Regions from separate parts of the Homo sapiens genome. Here region 1 is linked to region 2. A link is a loop called in an ENCODE intact Hi-C map of the cell type or tissue named here. Cell type or tissue: PC-9. All regions are shown on one strand. Region 1 overlaps DIRC3 (disrupted in renal carcinoma 3). Region 2 has its middle 180 kb from the start of DIRC3-AS1.

Region 1 (4,000 bases), 250 kb before region 2:
TTCCTTGGCTACTTGTTTGAGAATAAGTATCTTATCTGTAACTTAAGGATGTAGCCAGATACTCCCCTCAAAGAAATTTCCCATGTAGGCAATGAATTCAAATTGCCATCAATCCATTTGTGGTGACTTGTCTGTGTAGAGCTGGGGTGGAGTGAATACAGATGAGTTACTGTTGGGGTGATGAGTTACTGCAGGGTTATCTGCCAACCACTTGTATTTGGCAAGAGCAGATATGGAAGCCTCTGGACTTGGAGCACTGGAACCCAGAGAAAATTTCAGTTAAGCTGTTCGGTGGGCTCAAGTTGGAATTGAGAGATGCATGTTCAAGGTTCATCCAGCCCAAGATGTAGATGTAGAACAGGAATGGTTTCAAATGGTCTTTTCAGAAAAAGGAAATGTCAAGACAGCCCCCCAGGAATATACAGACTCCAGGCTGATGGGACAGTAAGAGGAGTATCTGAGCTAGATGCTAAGGCTGGTTTCCTCTGTTGAACTAGATAATCTCTGAGGTCCAGAAAATAGAAGTAGTTTATCTAAGGGCACACGACTGGTTAGTTGATGGGCTGGGATTCATACCTAAGTTCACTCATTCATCCATTCATTCATTAGCCAATGGCTACCAAATGTGGCCTGTTCTGGGCTGGATGTTGTGTGCTTCAGTCTACTGACACCCTGCCCAATTCTCTTCCTCACAAGTCATGACAATTTGATTTCTATTGAATGCACAGAATCAGCAAAGCCATACACTTCTTTCCTTGCCAAACCTTTCTTCTTTTTGTTAAGGTAATAAGGTGGGGAAAAAAAGCATAGAGGATAGACGTTTTTAATTTGAAATGAGAGTAGTGGTCATGAGTTTTTGAATAAGGCCTCTATAAGTATTCTATAACTATCCCCAAAATAGCCAGAGTTGCTTCAGCCAGGCCCACTCCATCAACAAAGGAGTCTGAGGTGCTTGCCAGGGAGTGGGAGCCTCTCAGAGCTGGAGGGATAGACTCAGAGAGGATGTGCAAATCTGAGTTCTGGAGAAGTATCTCAGAAAGAATCAACTTTTGCACTAATGCCTGGCAAGTGAAAGCTGTTCTATAAATAATATCTCTTTCCTCTTTGGTACAGCTTTTAGTTTAGTCGTTATATATTTTCTTTTTCTTACTCAGTTGCTCCCTTGGTTGTATATGATTTCTGCACCCAAAATGAACTTTTGAGGTTTTAATATATACATAGGGGTGTATCTGTGTCAGTGAGGGGAGATGTTGTAGCCTTGTTTTTAGAGTAGCTGGGGCTGGACGAGGTCAGCTGAATTTTTGAGAGTTCAGGTCAAGGCCCTCCAACTGGCAGGGAGCAGTCACACCCTCCAGGCTCCCCAGCCAAGTGCATGCTCCTCTGAAAGTCACTGAGCTGAAGATAAACATGGAGCCCATAATAGCTTTTTCACTTGATCTCCTTTATTACATGTTCCACACTTTAAATTCCTTTGCTACACTCCTGTATTCTTTTGGATCTTTCAGAACAAACATTGAAGTAGGCAAAAAAAAAAAAAAAAAGAAGCAAACTGCCCTCTTCCCTCCACCCTTCCCATCCTTTCTAAGTGAGTCACTTCGACTGGGACAATTAATCTTAATCAGGACGGTATGACAGCAGAAAAAAAGACATCCGCAGTGAAGCACTTTGGTGCCAAAGATTGGTGAGGCAACCAGTTCCTTCCTCTAGGCTGTGAAGGGGGCAATGTAGAAATGATTTGGTTGTTTTAAAAATAGCATGTCACAAAATCAGAGCTGCCTGTATCTTCAGGGTGGGCAGCAGGGATGGGGTGGTGTAATGCCTGTGCTAACCACTGAGTGTAAGCAGGCACTTTAAATATTGTTGGCTGGAAGGTCATACAGGCCACCAAGGCCCCAATGATCAACTCCACCTTCTCCAGGGGACATTGAGGACAAATAATTCCTCGTATTTGCCCTGGTGTTTTTCTCCATAAAACTCAGAGCTTCCATGCTAGTATCCTTAACCATTATCCTCATTTTCTGACAGGTGCAATTACTCATCTCCTGTCCTCTGCCCATCTCCTGTTTTGTTTTTCTCTGCATGGGTCATACTTTCCAATAAGCCATGGCTACACCTGGTACCCTAGAAAGGTTTTAGTCAACGAAGTGTACCTATTGCAGACAGACTCAGCAAGTCCTGGAATGACCAGGAGGAACCACTTCATCCCCTTATGAATGCAGTCTCATCTTTTCATTTGCAATTAGCTGATCGAGTCCTCATTAGCAGGAGGACTAGTGTTACTCTTTTGAGGTCCAAGAACTGCCGGGACACAGTCCAAAGTGCACAGTCCTGCTTCCAAATACAGGGCTGAGAGGGAACAAGAGCTTCTGAGCTGCCCAATTATGGGTGAGTATTGTTTCAGTTCCTTCTGCAGGTGCCTTTGTTAAAAACTGCCCTAAAGCAGACTGATGGATGCCTCTCCACTGCCATGGTCATGTCCTTGTTGGCCTGGATACAGGCATAGACCACAGTGGTTTCAAGGCTGCACATAGGTATCAAGGTTCCAACCCTAATGAAACAAGATGCAAAAAAGACTGAATCAGAGTTGGTGGGGTAGTGATAAAAGGAACTCGCAGTCATTCGGGGTGAGTTCTGCCCGCCCCTGGGAGAATGGTCTCCTTTCCTTCCAGCAGACTTCGGTTGGGACCATCCCAGTCCTCCTACAGTTCTAATAAGGTCTCTCTTGAGACGGTTCTTTAGCCCCATTGTGAATTTGCCTTTCTCCTTTGCAAATATTGTGAAAAGTAACAGGCCATCAGTTTCTTTACCTCTAAGGGAATTCTCTCCTCTTATTTTCCCTATGTTCTGCTCCCTGGTGTCTGGCTGCCTTCGGTTCTATATAAGGAGTCTGACCTAATAATTTTCTATATTCTGCCTCATTGTGCACACTATTGTACTGGCATAAGAAGGAAGCTATCCTTTGGTTTGAATTGTGCTCTGGTACATCCAACAGACTAACCAGTTATCGGCTTGAGAACAGAAGTCATAATGTAAGAACACATTCCCCTCCCATCCCTCCATATTGTGTGTGTCAGTTTAGGGTCTTCAGGTCCCTGTTGACACTACATTTTCCAAAACCTCTTGTCATTCATTCATGCCACAGACCATATTGAGCACTAACATTATGCTAGATTATAATGCAGATAAAGAAACTCACAATAATTATGTAGTCTAGTCAGGTGGAACAAGATACATGCATAAGCAACTGTGTTGTCAAGTAAAAAGTGATAGGTTTGGGTGCCCCGGAAATCAGAACTGGATACAAAAACTATCATGCTACTTCTTTATTGGGGAATGCAAACCCAGGAAAGGAGAAATGAAGAGAAAAGGAAGGAAAGGTTTCCTGAGCTGGATACCACTTGGTAATAAGTGTAAATAATTGATCACTCTCACAGACCCTCTTCCTAGAGGGTGGGCAGGGGAAAGAGAACAGAGAAGAAATTTTTCCCTGGCTCCTGTGTCCCACTGACAAAAGCTTCAATCTAGGGAGCATTAACTTCCCTTAACTACTTGTACATATGTGTGTGCGTGTGAATGCGTGTATGTGTGTGTGCATGTGTGTGTGTGCATGTGTGGGTGGTGTGTGTGAGGGGGGGCACATGCATGCCCACTGAGCACCCATGTATATTCCTCTGGCTCTAATGTCTCAGTAACAGCAGGAATATGCTAAGACAGGAGGCAAGAGGTTTAGAGCATGAGCACGAAGCAAGGCACCGCCCGGTTGTGTCCCTGTGCAGTTGGCCAGAGTCCACACAGTTCTGCTGGCCTCAGCGGCAACTGGGACAGAACAAGGGGCCATGGACCCCCTGAATCACCTGAGGCAAGGGAATCTGAAGTGATGCATAAAGGGACCTTGATTCAGTAACATAAGTCAGGTTCAGATAAAGTGCTTTGGGGATTCAGAGACGGGAGCTTTTTCTTAGAAGCAGAACGGGACGGAGACTTGAGGGAGGACTTTTGG
Region 2 (4,000 bases):
CAGGATCTGGCGAAAACCCTTGACCAGGGTAGCCATGGGAGGTCACTGCCACAACCACGAGGGACTTCTCTACTTCCAGACCCTGCTGCAGTGGGACCTATGTGTCACACTCTCACTCCTGTCCCCTGCTGTGTGCTGTAGGATGTGACTTTCTTCCTTGTGGGCCCTTATCTGCTCAGGCCTTGCTGATGCAATTGCTCACAGCTCACTAGAGACCAAGATATGTTTCAGTTGACTTCGCTATAAGGTTTTCTTCACTTGAGATACTTACTAAAACGCTTACTCTGTTAACAGGAATGGCTTCTGTTGGATGCCTGGGTCTCACAGGTCCCCATCCTCAGATCTCTGTGCTACATCTGTGCTCTGTGCATGAGAAGCAGGACAAGGCAAGTGGGTTATCCTCTGCCTGCTTTCTGCCTTTTCACTTTCCATGTAGCCAAACAAAATTAACTCTCTCTTACCTCTCTCTCTCATCATCATTTCAAAAGAAAATAACTCGACTGATTCACATCAAATTTGGGTGGATATTTGGGACAGTCTGCTAAAATACAAGCTATGTTAATAACATGAAGTTTGCTTTGGGAGGCCCTGGGGAACTGGGAGATACTGTGCAGTCATCTTCAGAGCAGGTTCCAAGGGCTATGAATTCATAGAGAAATTAAGAGGATATAAACAGAGAAAACAATGCTTTAAAATGTGAGTCACCAAAGAAAAGTCACAGCCCAGGTGCTGATTTACCCATTAGAGCAACTACCCACAGTGCTGGGAGGGGTGCATGTGTCTGTGTGTGTAACATTTATTATGCACCATATTTTAGGCACTGTATAAAGCATGTTATATGAATTGTATCTAAGGAAGTTATATTATTATCAGGCCTATTTTACAGATAGGGGCAAAAAGGTTCAGAGAAGGTAATAGCTGTGTGAGCTTAGAGCAAGTTACTTAGGTAGAAAGCTAAAATTGGAAGCCCTTGCAGTCTGACTACTTCAGAGTCACTTTTTGAAGTTTGTACTAAAAAATATTACATTATGCAGCTCCTCTGCAACCCATCAGATGCTGCCTCAGTGGCAGTGCTAACCAGTCCAGGCTTACATGCTGGAGTCCGTGTTAAATTAACATCACACAGACATTCATTGTCTCTCATCTATACTGTCTACTAAGCCAGGAACACGGGCAAACACTGGGGTGATGGCTCAATATCAGAAGCCTTCCTATCATCTGTAATCTGACCTGTAGGGAGAAACATTCCAAATACAAGGTAGGAGCAATTTTAGTAGAATGAAAAGAGGAACTTTCCTCCCTAGAGGTCTGAGTGACATCAGAATGAATAAGCAAGGGGGATCATATCATCTACTTTCTAGGGGAACTTTAAAAATAGCAGCAGCCTCTTTCTGTGGACATGGTGGTAATACTATATCTGGGCCACTTTTGTATGCAACCCATCAATTCAGGAAGTAAATGCAGTTTACATTTATACTGCACAAAGTCAAAGCAATTTGATAATTTTCAGCTTAACCAGTAAATTTCGATGGCAGATAATTCACATCCTAATCTGGATGGTAGAGCTCTAATTATTTAGTTTAGTTGTCTAGAGTGATCAACCCCAATGTAATGCCACAGTTGCTTTTCCACATTGTCCGAGGCAGTAGAAAGAACGGGGTGACAGCTTACTCATGCATTCATTCATTAGGCACCTTCTACTTTCTAGACATGATGGTAGGCACTGGAATTGCAGGATTAATAAGATGTGTTTCTCATCCTTGAGAAGCTTGCAGCTTAATGGGCTGGGTTCTAGTCCCGGCTGTAATCTGAATAGCTACATGTTCTGTACAGGCGACTTCAAATGACTTGACCTCTTTTCTGGCTCTCACCCCCAGTGTGATACCCGAGGAAATTATATTAAGACTCTTTGTTAGGAATGGGCCCCAGTTTACACTGCCATACACTATTGATGTCATCTGTCGACAAATCTTTGCTAGTATCTTCCATGTACCACATAGTGTGCTTTGCAGAGATAATTTGTCAAGGACATGACCCCTTTATGAAGATTATGGTCCTGTGGGAGAGAAGAACATTAAGGTGGAGAGTAAAATACTATGAGGCCTGCTGTTGCATTGTAGGGTAGACAGGAGGCGCTGTGGTAGGGCCAGGGAATAGTATCCTTGGAGCAAAACTAGGTTGGGTTTTAGAGATTAAGTGGCAGTTAGTCATCCGATTGCGGGAACAGGGGAAAAGATTCCAAGCAAAGGGAAGATCTGAGCAAAGATCAGGAGGCAAGAGGGAAGATTTGTGTTTTAGAGAATTACAACCAGGTTAATATTATTGAAGGTAGAGGTAGGGAAGAAAAGAAGAAGGTGGGAAGAGGAAGGCAGGCAGGGAAAGGGGGTGCAGGGTAGATGGGCAGAATGAGAGAGGAAAGGGAGGGGAGAGGAGAGGAAGGGAGGGAAGAGGAGGGAAGGGAGAAAATGGGAATATGGAAAGGATAGAGAGGCAAAATAGAAAGGAAAAATGGGGACCAGATTATAAAGAACTTTGTGACCCATGCTTAGGAGTTTGGACTTGAACTTGGGGAAATCAGAGGTCACAGAAGGCCTTAAACAACAGAAGAATGCTGAAGTTGGAAGTGAGTTTTACAGTACAACACGTGGAACACCTATTGCAGAGGAATCAGGAAGAGCAGGCCAGAGGTTGGTTGATCTGAGGCTTAATGAAAAGCCTTTCTTCCCTCCCTTCCTTCCTCCCTCCCTCCGTCCCTTCCTTCCTTCCTTCCTCCCATCCTTGCCTCTCTTCTCCCTTCCCCCTCTTTTTCTGTCCCCTCTCTCTCTTCTTCTGTCTTCCCTTTCTTCCGTTTTCCTCTACTCTCCTCTTCCTTTGGGTGTTGGGGAAGCCATGGAAACTTCTGAAGCTTGACAGGCAGGAAGGAATGCTGTGTGGATGCTCCATGGCTCTGAACCCAACAGAAGTGGTTTTGTGACTGTATAAGGAGCTGGTGACATCCATTCCTGCTGAAATTCCTCATGATTAAGACCAAGCTCCAGCCCATAAGAAGGCAGGGACTGCCGGGAAGTGACTCAGCAAGGGTGGCACAGATGATACCAGATTCTAAGAATCTAAACTATGTGGTTTGACGGAGCACCCTTGACTACTAAGCTGTTCTCTTCTTTCCTTCTGTGGCTTTGGCCTAGAAGAGGGTGTCAGGTTTGGTTATATCCATCCTCAAACTCTGTAGAATAGTTGTACAGGGCCCTATGAGCTCCCTGTAACCCTGTAACTCTAAGCCTAAAGGCCTGAGCTAAAGGCATAGTCAAGGTATTTACAATACAAAGCAAGGAGAACCAAGGGGGAGCTAAACACCACAGGCTTTACTTGAATAAATGAGGAGATCTCATTATACAATCTCCCTATATGAGTAAGAAAATTGAGTACCTGAATAATTAAAAGATAAGACCAGGAAGTATCAGTAAGGGTGAGCTTCATCTTGAAGTGATGGTCAAGAATGAAGGATCCCAGGCCAGACTGCCTTGGTTAGAATCCTGATTCCACCACTAATGAGGTGTGCAACTGGGGGGAAGTCATATCATCTCTCCATGCCTTGATTTCCCCATCTGTACAATGGGAATAATAATAGTCCCTATCTCACTGGGTTGCTGAAAGAATTAAATGAGTTAATACTTGAAAAGTACTTCAAAATAGCTCTTGGCACATAACAAATGTTTATAAAGTGTTTTGTTAAATGAACTGAAGAAAATCATCTTTCCCTTTTCAAATAAGTTGTGTAGGCCCTACACTGTAGGGTAACCTGGACATCTTTTCAGTTCTAGGTGAAGGAGGCCTGAAAATAGAGAGCTACATGTGCCCATGGGTAAATATTAATTGTGATCCAGCAGACAGATGTCTTTCTACTATTATGTCTTTGTAATAAAGAATCTGAACAAAGAAACTGAAGACAAAGAGAGAGATTTTTTCTTTAAACCCTTAGACCTCAGGCTGAAATTAATAT

The links. Peaks named below come from ENCODE experiments on the same cell type or tissue, not always from the same donor. Only the 100,000 strongest peaks of a DNase experiment are listed, where the experiment ranks them.
Region 1: it touches region 2 in a loop (11-fold over the local background); 2 of 110 quality-filtered maps call a loop at or near these places.

Annotation. Positions count from the first base shown.
Region 1 is chr2:217,358,665-217,362,664 of GRCh38, reverse strand. All of the region lies in intron 8 of DIRC3 (disrupted in renal carcinoma 3), which reads left to right. Among named protein-coding and RNA genes, the nearest start is that of DIRC3-AS1, 78 kb to the right of the region's middle. In PC-9, no CTCF peak of the experiment used is centred here; a DNase peak (open chromatin) is centred at 1,604; H3K27ac peaks cover 2,437 bases.
Region 2 is chr2:217,105,002-217,109,001 of GRCh38, reverse strand. No RefSeq gene overlaps it. Among named protein-coding and RNA genes, the nearest start is that of DIRC3-AS1, 180 kb to the left of the region's middle. RefSeq lists an enhancer at 2,437-3,636. In PC-9, a CTCF peak has its summit at 2,129; a DNase peak (open chromatin) is centred at 3,071; H3K27ac peaks cover 4,000 bases.